Regions from separate parts of the Mus musculus genome. Here region 2 is linked to region 1. Evidence: chromatin loops called from intact Hi-C (ENCODE). Cell type or tissue: left cerebral cortex. All regions are shown on one strand.

What was found. Hi-C counts contacts between places; a loop is a spot of excess contacts. Peaks named below come from ENCODE experiments on the same cell type or tissue, not always from the same donor. Only the 100,000 strongest peaks of a DNase experiment are listed, where the experiment ranks them.
Region 2: it touches region 1 in a loop (3-fold over the local background); 2 of 42 quality-filtered maps call a loop at or near these places.

The regions. Positions count from the first base shown.
Region 1 is chr14:99,371,126-99,379,125 of GRCm38, reverse strand. No RefSeq gene overlaps it. Among named protein-coding and RNA genes, the nearest start is that of Klf5, 76 kb to the right of the region's middle. In left cerebral cortex, no CTCF peak of the experiment used is centred here; DNase peaks (open chromatin) are centred at 2,037, 2,318, 3,014, 3,318 and 1 more place; H3K27ac peaks cover 323 bases.
Region 2 is chr14:99,741,115-99,749,114 of GRCm38, reverse strand. No RefSeq gene overlaps it. Among named protein-coding and RNA genes, the nearest start is that of Gm22970, 29 kb to the left of the region's middle. In left cerebral cortex, a CTCF peak has its summit at 3,679 (motif pointing right); DNase peaks (open chromatin) are centred at 268, 719, 3,754 and 5,063; H3K27ac peaks cover 1,143 bases.

The DNA of each region.
Region 1 (8,000 bases):
AGAAGCAGACTGTTAAAAACAAGCCCCACTGTAAAGCCTTAAGATCCTGTTTCTCTGGCTTTCTCAAGCACATTAGCAGCCAAGTGTACTCAATCCAGAAGAAAGGGTCTTAGAAAAGAAGGACCTACAGAGATTTGCTCAAGGTCATAGTGCAATTGAGGCAAAGGTAAAACTACCCCGAAGTTATCATGGCTTTGGAAGCAGGATTATCTACCATGTTGAGGGACAGAGACCAAGTCATTCAACTTACTGATGGCAGGACAGTATCTAAAACCCAGAAGAAATAGCAAAGTTGACAGACATGTTCTGTACTGTACAAAGGCACTTGACCCAAGGAGCAAGCAGAAATTGAAATCTACCCTGCACTTCCCCAGACAAGGTGTCTGTCTGTCTGCTCAGGTGGAATCCACTGGCCTATGATCCACCCGGTTCTGGTTATGGGGAAAAGAGTATCTTTCATCCCCAGAGAGGTCTGCAAGACCAAAGACCAAAGCAGCTTTGAAGCTCAAGTCTCTTGGCTCCTTTCCTGTGACTGAGCAGGATTGATAAGTTGTCTTTGAAACACGGTAAAAGAAAAACTTAAGAATGTTTTGTGGTTTCCAACTTCTGTGGTATACAGTGTATACCAAACAGAAGCTAATGAGCCTGATTTCCAGGCTAAAAAGTTCCAGGATACTCGTATGTGACCATGTGACATGTTCGTCATGTAGTCTAGCAGATTCAAATCTCCACTTAAAAATCTTTTTATTTTTCAGTGCTGGAAATTCAACCCAAGGCCTTGTACATGCTCAGTGAGAGCTCCACCTCTGAGCTATGCTCTGTGTCCTCTTTCTTCTTGTTTTCATTTTCTTTGTTTGTTTGTTTGTTTGTTTGTTTTTGAGACAGGGTCTTATTGAATTGCCCCAAGCTGGCCTAAAGCCTACTCAGTAGCCCAAGCCAGCCAAAGCTTTTACCTCAGTTCCCAATGACCTAGTACTGAAGAACAGGCCTGCACCATTTTGAATGTTTTAAATACTTTTTTAAAGATGGTTTTGCACGTAGGAAGATGACAAAATAACTCCTCAAGAAGTACAAATGGACTGGGCACAATAACACATGCCTATAGCACTAGCTGAGACTGAGGCACAAAGACCATGAGTTCAAGGCCAGCCTGGGCAACTTAATGGAGACTCTCTCTCAAACCCAGGCCAGGCATTGTAGTACAGGCACCTTTGATGCCTGCACTCAGGAAACAGAAACAGAAGGATCACTTGATATCAGGGCCAGCCTGGGGTATGTAGTGAACTCAAGGGCTTCCTGGATCTTATATAGTAAGATCATGCATCAAAAACCAAAATAGGGAATTCAGGAGTGTAACTCAGTGGTGTAGTACCATGTTCTAGGATGCTGGCTCAATCCCAAGAGTGGTGATGATGATGATGATGGTGGTGGTGGTGGTGGTGGTGATGGTGGTGGTGGTGATGGTGGTGGTGGTGGTGGTGGTGGTGGTGGTGGTGACGACAATAAGAATAGTTACTGTCTCCTTCATAATTGTCTCCTTCATAACTGGAGATCTCAACCAGCCATGTTGTGATTGGTCCTATATCTAAGACCACATGTGAGATGAAAGGACAGAAATGTATGTCTGTTGGTCTCAGAAGACAAACTGCCAAAACAAATGTGTCCCGTAGCTGTTGGCCACCCAGCTCCTTATTTTCCAGGAGAGGTCAGCATCTCGGCTGCAGGGTCCCCTGGGGTTAGCACCTCAGTGACAGCTGAGCAGTAAGCCCTCCCTCTCCCATGCACCCAGCACCAGGCTGGCAGCTTCAAGGTGACAGGAGAAGCTGTGAGCAGCGTCCACATGGCGGGGGAGAAAGAAGGAAGAACTGAACGTTGTGCCTGATGTTTCCAACTTAGATAACTGAAGATTCAGCAATACTGTAAGCCAAGATGGAGAAGGATGGAGAGGGAGAAAACTGCTTGTTTGTTTGTTTGTTTGTTTTCCATTTTGGTTTAGGCAGATGAGGGTTTTGAGACAGAGTCTTATATAGACCTGACTGATCTGGAACTCACCATGCAGTCCGGGATGACTTCCAGCGAGCACAGCTATCTGCCTCTGCTTCCCATATGCTGAGATTTTGAAATTTAAAAAAAAAAAAAAAAAAAAAAGAATTCTTCTTTGAAAATACATTTTTTTGACACTGGGTGTCATACAGCTCAGAATGGCTTCAAACTCACTATGTAGGTAAAAAAAATGGCTTTAAACTTCTGATCCTGCTCCCATCTCCAAAGTGTATGCCTCTGAGATTACAAGCATGTGTCAGAATGCCTGGTTCATGCAGTGCTGGGGGCCTGACTCTTTAGGAAGCTTGGAATACGTGAGATGCTAATTTGAGAGCCAAAAAAGAACATAAACAGGTTCTAAGAAAAGCCCTATGGGGGACGGAGGTGTGTGTGTGTGTGTGCGTGCGTGTGTGTTTGTGGGTGTGGGTGTGTGTGTGCATGTATGTGTGTTTGTGTGTGCGTGCGTGTGTGTCTGTGTGAGTGTGTGTGTGCATGTGTGTTCATGTATGTGTGTTTGTGTGTGTGTGCATGTGTGTGTTTGTGTGTGTGCATGTGTGTGTGTGCATGTGTGTGTGTTTGTGTTTGTGTGTGTGCATGTGTGTGTGAGTGTGTGTGTGTGTGCATGTGTGTGTGTTTGTGTGTGTGTGCGTGTGTGTGTATGTGTTTGTGTGTGTGAGTGTGTGTTTGTGTGCATGTGTACATACAAGTAGGCATATGAATACCCATAATCGCACGTTTTCTACTGCTTTTGATGGATGTCTGTTAAATGACCACTCTGACACGAGTATGAGAGGAAAGAGCCCAGGAGGAGAAACAGTAAGAGGCACATTTTATCCTGACCACCAGAATGACAGTACATCATAGCTGAAGGAATTTTTAAAGGCTGTCTGCTTCCTGTCAATATCATATGAAGAGATTTAAGCTGCGATTCTGCCTGTTTCTGTTGTCACTCCCCTTGCCACGTGAGCTCCCAGGAATGGGTAGACAAGGCTTCCTAAAACCAGACTCTGATTCGAAAGAACTTTCAGATTCACCTAGGATATTCATATGCTCACATGTATATGTGCATGCTTACACACACACACACACACACACACACACACACACACACACACACACACCACATCACACCTCAGTCCCCCATAGGACTTTTTTTTAGAACCCTTTTATGTTCTTTTGTTGGCTCTCAAATTAGCATCTCACGTATTCCAAACTTCCTAAACAGCCAGGGATGGCTTGGTCTCCCACTACAACCTGCTCCGAGATGGGACAGCACACATGTGCCAGGCACCAGGCCAGGTTGTGTGCGGTGCTGGAGATCAAATCCAGACTTTTAAACAAGCTAGGCAAGTGCTCTACAAACTGAACTGCACCCCTAACCCTTGTTCCTTCTCCACACAGCCTCGATCTAGCACTCAGTCTTCAATTTCTTTGTAGCCAGCTCTCAGATCCAAACCTTGAGCTACCTGACTCTTGAAAGACATCAGTTACTCAGGGTTTCCGATTCCCCACCAACAACATTCTGCACGTGGAGAATAAGTGAAGGGAATAAAGAGTCACAAAAAGGGGAGTCTGAGGAGATGGCTCAGTCATGGAGAGCTCAGTGTTCAAAAATGAGACTCCGAGTCTGAATCTCCACATCAAACAGAACTGGGTGTGGCTCTGCAGGCTTGGAAGCCCAGCCCAGGGGATTGGGGAGCAGGGGCAGAGACACGCAGATCTGAAGAGCTCACTGAAACAGTTTAGCTGAAGCAGTGAACTCCAATTCAGTGAGAGTCCCTATCTCAAGGCAATAAGGTGGGGGGAGGGCAGGAGAACTCCTGAGAGCTTGCTCTGCCTTCCAAGTGCACACCTGCACATTCACAAGTGTGAGTCACACACGTGTGTCATACACAGTACACACTGCAAAACTATAAACAAATAAATTATAAATAGATATGACAAACAGATAGATAGTCACAAAAAAGAATGTTAGTAATACAGCCTTGACTCTGAAAACAAAGACTAAGCCCTGAGTCTTCTGTTTAGCAGTCACAGAAGAGTTTTGTTCTTGTCATTCTGTAGTTTGGTGCCACAGAAAACTGAAGGTTAAAACAGAAGCGCTCCACTGACCACTGAAAGTCTTGACACCTATGTAAAACCTCCAGCATGGGGCCCTGCACAAGTGAATGCTCTCTCCATTCGTGTAGGCTCTTATTATCCCAAGAACCCATGGGATTCATGCAAGCAGAAAGCAGCAGGCTCCCTCACTAGGTAACTAGAATGAATGGTGCATGTGTGTATGTTCGCATGTGCATATATGGGGTGGTGCAGAATTGAAATGAAAAAAAAAAAAAAAAACAGATGCAGAACAGGCAGGAGTAGAGTTTCAATGAGCTTGCCCAAACTCAACTTTGCTTTTCTATTGCTTCTGTCTTTTGGTTCCATTCTGATTTCCTTATGTGGCTCATTCTGGGGCACCCTGTGGGGACAAGATGGTTTTCCCAGCATTACCTTTATAACTTATTTTTTTAAATCCTTCAAAGACAAAGTGCAAGTCTCTCAGAAGTACAGCTTTAGGGCAACAACTCTGGCATGTCCTTGGGTCTGTATGGATCACAAGCCCACCACTGAGCCTATTCTTGTGGCTGAGGGACAGGTCATAAGCTCAACTCCTGAGCCCATGGCTGAGGGCAAGGGAATCTGTCACCCAGAGATACTCAGACATCTGTTGTCAGAAAAGTAATTCTTGGAACAGGGGAATCGAGTGCCTCACGGAACTGTAGGTCACAGAATCCCTTCCAAAGGTGAAAATTCAAAAATTGCCCACAAAGGAAGAAGATGGACAATGGATAGCTAGATAATAGAATACAGATAGATGATAGATAGATAGATAGATAGATGATAGGACAGGCAGACAGACAGATCATTGATAGAAGATAAGTTGATAATCACTGAACATATGGGGATATAGGGAAAAGGTGGTTTAAACTGAATTTTAAATAGTGCAAAATCAGCAATATAAGTGAAAGAAGCTGAAATACACAAACACACACACACACACACACACACACACACACACACATATATACACATATACAGTGAAATCCTTAAATCCTAAGAGTGGACAAAAGTCATGCTAAGCCAGAAAGGAGAGGAAAACAAGCCACCCATGAGGCAGAACATAGGTACATTATTAGTCATGGGAATCAAGTCACAGTGCACTCAGAGGTGAGTCAGCGTGCCTATGTCCACCTCATCAAAGCAAGCATGCAGAACATGCCCTCCGTGTCTGCTGCTTGCTTTCTCATCTTCTAAGACCAAATACGTGTAAACTCTTCAAACTCTGATCTTAAAATAGCCTTTGCGTTTTGCCTTTTGTCTTTGATTTTGTTTAGGTTATGACCTCTCTTAGCAGATGCCCAGAGTCCAGTACAGAACTGCATTGTTTTGTTTTGTTTCAGTTTGATTTTGGTTTTTCGAGACAGGGTTTCTCTTTTAGCCCTGGCTGACCTGGAACTCACTCTGTAGACCAGGCTGGCCTCGAACTCAAACTTCCGTCTGTAGTTAACAACGATGTTTTGTAGCTGGGTGTGGTGGTGCATGCCTTTAATCCCAGCACTTGGGAGGTAGAGGCAGGCAGAAGTCTGAGTTCGAGGCCAGCCTGGCCTACAACGTGAGTTCTAGGACAGCCAAGGCTATACAGAGAAACCCTGTCTCAAAAAAAAAAAAAAAAAAAAACTACAGTCACTTCGGAATTCTTTTTTTTTTTTTAAAGAGAAAATTGTCTATTTAGCCATTGAATTATGTGCCTCATAAATATATTTGTCAATTTTATCTTAATAAATCTGGGAAAAATGAAAAGCATGTGTTGTTTCTACAGGAACATTCAACATTTAACACAAATGTTTAAAGCAGCAAAGACACAGGAAAATTAACACAGAACTAAGGACATCCCTGAACCTGTGTCCTCACCCTTCTGCTCCTGAAACTTCTCAAAATGGGGACACAGTTAAGAACTGCGTAGGCCAGGCTGGCACGAGACTCGAGGTTCTTCTGACTCCAGCTCCTGTGCTGGCACTGTAGGCATACGCCACCACGTCCAGCTTCTCCTGAGACCTTTAAGGACTCTTCATTCACACTCACACACAGAACTGTCTCTGTCTCTTATCTTCTAATGATAGGTGTGTGCCTGCGTGTATGCGGCTGCATGTATGTGTGTACTGTGACTTCGGTCATGCTTTAATAATCTGTACTTTATTAATACCATTCATAATCATAACCATATATGTATGTGTGAATCTATGTATTATATAGGATATATATGAACACATATATACATATTCATACACATACATACATACACACACACATATATATATATATACATATATGCACATATGTATATATATATACATACATCTATACACATATATGTGTGTATGTAGGCATAGTGGTGCACTTGTAATATCAGCCTTTGGGAGATGGGAGGATCAGAAGTTCACGGTTGTCCTTGGCTCTATAAGTTCAAGTCTGGGTTACATGAGACTCTGTCTCAAAAACTTAATGTGAGAAAACCATGCAGGTATATAGAGATCTCCAAGTTCTTCCCCAACCCACAGTTTTGATACATCTGGGCCACATGCACCGATTAGCAAAGGTGGTTCTGTGTCAGGCATAACCAACGTCTCTAGAAACTGTTTTCCAGCCTCTTTCTCACTCTCCTCCGATTTCTCATTCAACCCTGTGGGAAAACTCTCCCGGATATCTGATTTACGGCTCCCCTCTGGTCACCTGCTCATTATCATGGCACCTTCTTTTTTATTTAATCACAAGTGGAGACTAATTTACACACACACACATATCCAGATAGTGCTGGCACATGCCTTAAACCCCAGCACCCAGCACTTGGAGAAGGGAGACAGGTGGATCTCATTGAGTTTGAGGCCAGCTGGCCTACAGAGCAAGTTCCTGGATAGTGAGGGCTACACAGAGAAAAAAAAAGTGTGTGTGTGTGTGTGTGTGTGTGTGTGTGTGTGTGTGTGTGTGTGTGAGAGAGAGAGAGAGAGAGAGAGAGAGAGAGAGACAGAGACAGAGAGAGACAGAGAGAGACAGAGAGAGACAGAGAGACAGAGAGACAGAGAGACAGAGAGACAGAGACAGAGAGACAGAGACAGAGAGACAGAGAGACAGAGAGAGAGAACAATATCTGTCCAGTACTAGGAAGGAAGAAAGGAAGGAAGGAAGGAAGGAAGGAAGGAAGGAAGGAAGGAAGGAAGGAAGGAAGGAAGGAAGGAAGGAAGGAAAAGAAGGAAGGAAAAGAAGGAAGGAAGAAAACCTATAAAGACGTGCTCCTAACCTAGCTTCTTTTGCTGAACACCACAGGATGGTTAAATCAACCAGAACCTAACTGTGTATCTCAGGATGGCCTTGAACTTGGAATCCTCTGTCTCAGCATCCCGAGTGCTGGAATTACAGGTAGACACTGCAGTGCTGGCTCCAAGCATGCTTCCCACCATCTAGATCTCATGCCACAAAGACACACCACAGAGACATCTTGAAGATAATTTCGTGTTAGACTCCTGTCAGCCACCAGGCCTTCCTTTTACAAATTTCTGGAAATTATTGTGAGAGAAGGTGTTAGATTTGTTTCCTTCTTTTTCTTGGCAGTTTCCATGACTTTATTTCCTCATAAAAAGCCCAAGTTGGCCTACAGATGACAGCTGTCTCCGACTCACACCTAACACAGTGTCAAGAGCAACCTTTTCTTTTTCTTGAATTAAGTTGGAATCTTTTTCATCACCCAGAGGTAGCTGATTACTTAATACATTGTGCAAACCAGAGCACACTGGAATAATAGGCTTAAGCCAATCCTTCCTTTAAAAACAGGGATACAGGAGCAATACATCCCTAACAAACAGAGCCTTGTCCATAATAGATGCTCAATAAATATTACATCATCGTTTGGCTCTGCATGC
Region 2 (8,000 bases), 370 kb before region 1:
TTTCTTCCCTTCTTACTGAAAGCCATACCTCATCCCTTGCTGTGTGAGCAAATATTGCTACATTTTAACATTTCTTATTTATTTATGTGTTGGGGGGGCTGCCTCAATGTATACTATAACATATCATCAAAAAGGGTAGAATATCGTGCCAAAACTCCTTCTAAAGACAAATATTGCAGATTTGATTAATGCCTTTTCATGATACACTTAGAAACACAGCTCGTTTCAGAGCATCTGAAACAGACACAGGGGAAAGAAAGGCCTTAGGAGATGCACGCCTCTCCATGCCTTCCCACACGCATCTCAGGAGTCTGCACCGTCCATTATTCTTCTCAGTTATATGTGTTATGACTCCTCCACATTTAACCTTTAGAGGTGTTCTTTCACATTTGTAAAATGGGGGTGCTGCCTAGGAATGCCTCTTTTGAAAATAAGTAAATCCCAGTGCTTATGTGACCAGCTGGCTCTCACAGTCAGCCTAAGGTAGATTGAAGCTTCCAAGGGCATTCCGGGCCTGTCCAACGTTCGAGAGAACCATAGCATCTTGACCCGCTTATGGTTTTCTCTTGAGTACCTCCAAACAAAAACAAGTCTCTGTCTTCCAGACAGTCGGGATGAAAACAGCGTCGAGGACGAGTGATTCAGGTCCGTGAGGTAATTGAGGAAATGTCATGGCAACCGAAATGAACATGAGCAAGCTTCCCATTTGCCTGCGCCAGCAACTTGGCGGGTGGGGGTGGGAGGATGTTTCTGGTTGCATTTTGCTGCGATTAGACTGGATAATGGGGCTGCAAATTGTATCCAACCGAAAGGACTGACTCACCCACAGCAGCAGGGAATGCTTCAGCAGACAGCCCCTGGGAGGACGGAAGAGCCACCGCGAACCAAGCAGAACCTGTGCGTGCATGCAAACCTGTAAACATTAACGTCCTTTCCCGTCTCTGGCTGGATAATGCTTGGGACTCATTTTAAAACGTTTAGAAGAAAAAGTTCCTCATAACTTCCCATTACTCTAAGCCACTTCATGATTTATTTATATATATTAGGGTGCAAAGTGATTTGGAAAACTTTGGCATCTTATCCTTATGACTCACGTTACCCGGGACAGTAATGTGATTAGAGGGTACTTTCCAACTGTTTGAGGGCTTCAGAGAAGTAAAGGGTGTGTGGGTGCATAATGCCATGGTAGTCCCTCTCTTATGTCACACACCCCGAGCCTCTTGTGCTGAGTTTTCTGTAAGGTGCCTGGTAGATTTGGTGTCTACTGAATTGTGGTGGATTGGACACTTGTCCAATAACCTAGGAAGTGTGCCCCATCCTCTGGAAGATGTGAGTATAGTGGCTTTCAAGGTTAATGGCAGAGACATATGTTAATACGGTCCTTGTTTTTTCCTCTCAGTGGTTGGCACATCACATGGCTCTTCGTCAGAGTACAAATGAAGTCACCCCACATTTGACATAGTTTGCCCCCTGTCTGGCGATAGACTGGCACACTCCACAAAACCCCACAAAAGCACAACAGTGTTCACTGGTGCAAAGGTGTCCCAAAGGCTCCTCATTTGGCTCAATGCACTTACGGTGCATTCTAGACTATAAAAGCATGAAAAATTAAACACTCCAATGACAGATAATTTCACAATACATAAATTTACACAAGATAATTCTCTCAAGCCATAAATGGCAAGAAGAAATCTCTTGAAAAATCTTAGGAAAAAAAATTATCCTTAAGATCCTTTATCTTGTTATGTTACTATAGTAATAGAATCCCAACCTGCTCAGGCGACTTTCAAAACAGGTCGGAGCTTGACACTCTGTTGTAAACCCCTAAATACAAAGAAAAATCGTGTTTCTTTATTGGAGTTCAAACTCTAGAAACCTGACAGCTCTCAGAACTTTAAAGGAGACCGACTGACTTCTGTAAAGGGAAAGAGTCCTGACAATTTTAATTCATGCAGTAGTGCAACTAAGAGCCTCTTTGGTGATTTATGAAGGGCATGTTTGTAGACTGGGTTTTGGAATTTTTTGCATGAAAGGTGAATTTGTGCACAGAGTACTCTGGCATCTTCAAAGACCCGTGAGTCTGGCTGCGGCTGCGGCTGCATTTGGTTTGGAAATGTATGAAAGAAACAGTGCCATGCCTCAAGAACACGTTTGAACTGTCATTTTGTTTTGATGGGTAGATGTGGTGGTAGAAACGACTTTGTGTGTGCTGTTCTGTGTATCTGCATTTGAGGTCTCCATCTCATAGCCTTAGAAGCTTCTGGAGAGCTGCGATCACAGCTAGTGAACATACTACGAAGGCAACCCAGCCTCCAACCTTTTCAAATGCTGCTTTGGTTTATTCAATGACATCACAATTCTGCTTTGTCTCAAATGCATTGTGAAGTGATAAAAAGACCGTGAAGGAGGTCAATTATAGTCTAGACTAAAATGGCTGCCCAATTCCTGTCTGTCTGTGTGTGTGTGTGTGTGTGTGTGTGTGTGTGTCTGAGGGGGGGAGGGTTTCTGAAATCAAAAAGTATAATCTAATTAAAGATTCATCCAGAGCCCAATGACAAGGTGGTCCATGAGCAAGAGTTATGGTGTGGAGTGCTATGTTGTTGCTAAAGATAGATGATCAGATTGCCCCCAGCCCTGGGACAAGCAGTGGCCCCAGATTCCTCCAAGCTCTTCCTTTTGGGAGCCACTTCCTCTGCTAGAACTCTATCTTGTATTGAGCCAATATAAGAAAGATGTCTGGATTTATAATATTCACCTTTGAAACCGAGATGTGCTTCCCCCCCCCCCCCCGCCAATACTTGGCTAAAGTATTAGTTATGACATGGAAAGCTAATACAGAGGGGAAAGATGGGTGTGATGGGTCCAGTAACAGGTTTTTCTTGATGCCTGTCAAGTCATTACATAGTATCTGTTCTTGCTTGAAAATAGCAAGACTTAGGTGATCAGGGAAGAGGATGTGGCCCTGTTCTGAAGCACTGTTTTGGTATAAGAGGCAAAGAATGCTTTGTCTAGTAACAAATGAGTGGCCACCAAAACTGCAATAATTAATGTGAAGAAATCCTATGAATTATTTGGAAAAGGAGAAACATGTGCATAGTATCCATGAAAAGACTACATTTTAAATTTCACAAGATTAGTACCACAGATTTTCTCTTTTGCCTCAAGCTCCACCATGGCTAGTCATAGCAAAGTTAACTTTATTCTGGTGGCATGTTGTGGGGAGACAGTCCGGGGGGGGGGGGGGTAAACCCAGAACCTTGTACGTGCAAGTGTGTCACCACTGAGTCACATCCCCAGCTTCATGGTAGTAACTTTAAAATTTTCATATAGCTCATCACGAATAATTTCATAGAAAGTTTAACTAAAATATATCTCATTAAAGTACTATTTTGTTACTGAGATTTTATTACCCCCCCCCCATAACTTTGCCTGAGAGATAAGTGATTCATGCAGCTGACACTGGGTCCAGTCCTGCTGTGAGATCAGTGATGATAAACAGGAATAGAGGGGAGAAACACTTGTGCGGGGAGGACACGGTGGTGAATATTGCTTCCAATAATGTCGGATCATTAAGACTGAGTTTTCCCAGAATGATAGAGAGATAAGAAGCCAGAAAGGGAGCAGTAGGTCAAAGAATTTTGCTGTACATTTAGAAATCCTCACAGCCACAAGAGGGCATCAATCAAAACCTTGGCAGAGTATGTGCTCCAAGTCAGCACAGAAAAGCATATGGAGAGAAAAATAGAAGGAAGTGAGGAGTAGTCTGAATCACGAGTTCTAACTGCTGGGCTCCTCCTTGGGGGGCTGCCACATCCGAAGCACAGAGAGTTCTAGAACAGCGCTTCTCCAACTTGATCGGCAGCTCTCTATGAAAAGCAGATTTTTGGATCAACTGTTAAAAGATCTTATTACAGCAGATCTAGGGAGGACGATGAGACCTTGTGTGGTTAACAAGTTCCCAGAATGTACCGATACTTGTCATCCAAGAACCAAATGTAAAGCCACAGGCTTGAATAAATACATAAACTCTTTACAACATAGCACCTTGGAATTTATGCAGTAAGATAGCCTATGAAAACATCAAATCATATGTCTTTACCACTATAAACTCCTCAGGACTAAAGCAATCATCCCATCCCAATCATCTTCCTTCCAAGACTGAAGAGTAGTCATGGTGGGTAAAGCTGGTTAGAGTGGGATTCTAACCAGAACATGGCAGGGACTGGAAACTGATGAGCCGCCCAGTCCAAAGGAAGTGAACATCAATTAAAGCACAGGGACTCACCCTGAGGGACAGAAGAGGACCAGGAACCTGGATCACATTGGATCCCATGACAAAAAAAATAGTTTCAGGGCTGATGTTCTAAAATTTGGTAAGAAAAACAAATGGAATGCTGGGAAATTCATTTGATTCTGAAGAGGAAAAATGGAATCCATTGAAACAAGTGACATGGGTCAGGTATAACTTCAAACTAGCCCTTATCTACTAGGAAAACTGTGTTATATGAAAACAGAAAGTTGTTTGAAGACCCCCCCCCCAAGTTAATTGTGACTGAAAATATTGGGACTCCCTGAAGGTTGATCATATTTGAGTAAGAGAGACTTGAGGAACAGTGTTGTTCTCTATCTCCCGATAGCCTTTAAATCTTGGGGTCTTTATAAATCTCAACGTAGTGAAGGTAAACCCTGCATGTCCTCAGCCTATTTCCTAACCTGAACTTCTCTACCTCAGAAACACAGAAGCCGAAGCGATTCTTCCTTGAATTAACAAAAGGCAGATGAGGGGGCACTGGCATTCAGAGTGTAATGGAGCAAGTCACCTTGTCTCGGTTAATAAAGACCGTGTGTTGACACGCTGGAGTGATCTGGAGCAACAGCTTGACACCAGTTAGCTTAGAGGAATATATAGAACCCAAGCTGTCTCCCCCCCACCACCAAGAATTTGCTGAGGAGCCATCTGCTCCGCTCCTGCTGCCTTCAGCTCGAGGTGGTACAACCTGTTTCCCAGATGACAAAGGATGAGTGAGTCGACGAGGAATTATATAATAGTGTGGAGCACGCCAAAATGCTACAAACCAAACAAACACAAGGTCCTCTCGTGGTAAGACATGGTGCCTCGGTAGGACCGCAGCATAAATGAACATCTACAACGTCTGAGCTCCATTTATAGTGCTACAGAAAAGAGAGAGAATAAGATTCACAGAATACAACATGATTCACAAACCGAAATAACTTGTCAAAAGCAGGGACTCCCAGCCAGGGTGTGTCCACGTGTAAGTGAGTGCTTCACGTTGAAACCACCAGTGTGCCACTTTAGAGGGTAGAGCCAGTGCAGCTCGACGATTAGGGTAAGTGTTTTATCTGGGAAACCCTGAGAGCTACTTGCCCAGTGAGAACCCAACTGAAAGGCACCCTCTGGGGATAAAGACTGGGAGCTCTCAGACAACAAGTCTGCTGGTGCCTTGGCCCCAACCCTCAGAACCTCTAGAATGAGGGGGAATAAATCTGTATCATCTGCCAGATTCTGAGTTGCTAGTATTTTGTGATAGTCACCCTCAAGGACAAAGACTGGAGGTAAACAGTGAGCCCTCGCCATCTCCGGTAGCAGGTGCTATTGAAAAGACACTCATGGGCCCAATCTGACACACCATCTAAGGACTGCTGGAACCTAGAAACACTCAGCTGTAGTATGTGCTTCCAGTGGCTGCTTTGAGAAGCCAGGGAGAGTGCTCATAAGTTGTCATGAAGAACAGATTGCTTATAAAACTAATCATGCTTAATATCTGGCCCTTTACAAAACGTTCTTACCATCTCTTACTCCTTAAAACTGGGAGCAATCAGGGAATCTATGCCTCTAAATTTGCTTCAATTGTGACAAATTTGGATTTCAATTAAATCTTAAAATTTGTAACACCTCAGGATTTTCTGGTCATAGGATTCCCATGAATGGATTTAGGGAAATATCAATATTCCTGACTGGGGGTGGGGGGACAGAGAGAGAGAGAGAGAGAGAGAGAGAATCTGATGGTGTCTTTTGATCTGTTTTATGGGTTCAGACCTCACTAATTGCTCAGAAACGTCAGAGCGTCCTGTTCTTTGAGCCGAATTCCAAGCTGACCAAATGATTGCAGTGCCTGACCACAGCCACCTCATAAAGCATAAAACAATGCATTGCCTTTGCTCCCTGCCTGGCATAAGTGGCCATAGGTAAGAGGAAACTTGGCAAGTTTGTCCTCTCACTCCATTGTAAATCCTTGCCTTGTAAATCTCAGCTGAGGTAGCCAGCTGTCCCTCTCTCTTAGTCAAAAGGCAACCTGGTAAGAAAACACCTGAAAGTCACTCAGTAACGTACAAAGACCATCAAGATCCTGGAAGCACTAGCGATACTTATGTCACATAAATATCCTTTTCTTTCATTCATTTTTCTGTTGATATTTAGCTATCAAGATATAAAATAATGACAGCAAACTGGCTAGTAGCTTTCTTTCCTTCAGAGTCAGTGGTCCTGGGCTTAATCTAAACCTCCAGAACTCCTCCACCAAAATCACCTAGAGAGCTTAAGGAAGAACAGAACCTGAAACTCTGTCCTCGGCCTGGGTCACATCTGGATGTAAGTCCCAGGAAGAGCCATTTTCCAAGCACATTTCTTCCTTCATGACCCTTGTGTCAATGAAGCTTAGAAACCATTGCCCCACACTGTGTGTCGGTGTTCATGGTCCTTCCTCCTGCACTTGTGTCTTGATGAGCAGAACAGGATGGCTGGGGTCAGTCTGATGAGTAGTTACTGGTTCCTTGAGTTGCTAAGGATCCCAAAGTTTTCTCACACCTCTACCTGATAGACATTGGCTTTTCTGTAATGTTTCAGAGTATATAAGACATGTGTACATTTAATTTTCCCATAAACTACACAAGGCCTATTATGAGGTAATTGATAGTATGTTCTAGGAAAGTCACCACTTTATTTAATTGAAAAGGAAGTCCTTTAGGACAAGCATGATGGCACATACTTTTTCTCCCTGCACTCAGTAGGCAGAGACAGGTGGATCTTTGTGAGTTGAGGGCCAGACTTATCTACATATTGAGTTCCAGGATTGCCAGAGATACACAGTGAGACACTGACTCAAGAAAAAAAATTAAAGAGAATGTTCCTAAATCCCATATCAAAGTGTTACAGGATAATATAGTTAAAGATCAGAGTTTGCAGGAAATGAACTATAAATATCAAAAATTATTAGTATCTAATGAGAAAATTAAGGCTTGGAGATTGGTTTTATTTGATAGATTGGCTATAGATCTTAAAGTTGGCAAAAGCAGGGATTGTAATCCCATATTTTGGGGTACAAGACTTTCTTGTACCAACGTTAATACATCATGGCACAAGCAAGGCCTCTGTGGAGAGAATTGGAACCATACACACACAGTGCAGGTGAAACTAACTAGTTACAGATTACACAGGACTGGAAGCTAGCCCATGGCCAACTGTTACTGACTGAAAAAAAGTAAAACCATAAACAGAAGTTTCATGTCTCAGTAATGCAAACTTAAAAGTTATTTCTTGTCAGAAATATACTTGGTCATCCAGTGAGCACTATGTCCTTTTTTTTTTTTTTCCTCTTTAACAAAAGTTGATTGGAATAGAATCCATGAAAAGTCCTCAGATCCAAAATCCTAAGTCACAATAGAGTGGTGGTATTGAGGAGAGACTTCCCAAGCTTAGATGATAGATGTTCTCCAGAGGGCTGTGGGCTAAAGGCTTGACTCTAGGGTGTATCACCAAGAAGGCATGGGATGTAGAAGGGCATTTCTCTATTGTTGGAATCCTTTCCCTAACAGATCATAGGATCCCAGACCTGTTGTCTTTCCTTTCTGCTTCCTGGCCCTGAGATGAGCCATTTTGTGACACTATACACTTTTTCCATGTCTTCCACCCACGAGGCACTCCTTTACCACAGGCTCAAGACTATGTGGCTGATTGTTTAGCTGCTGGAATCTCCATAATT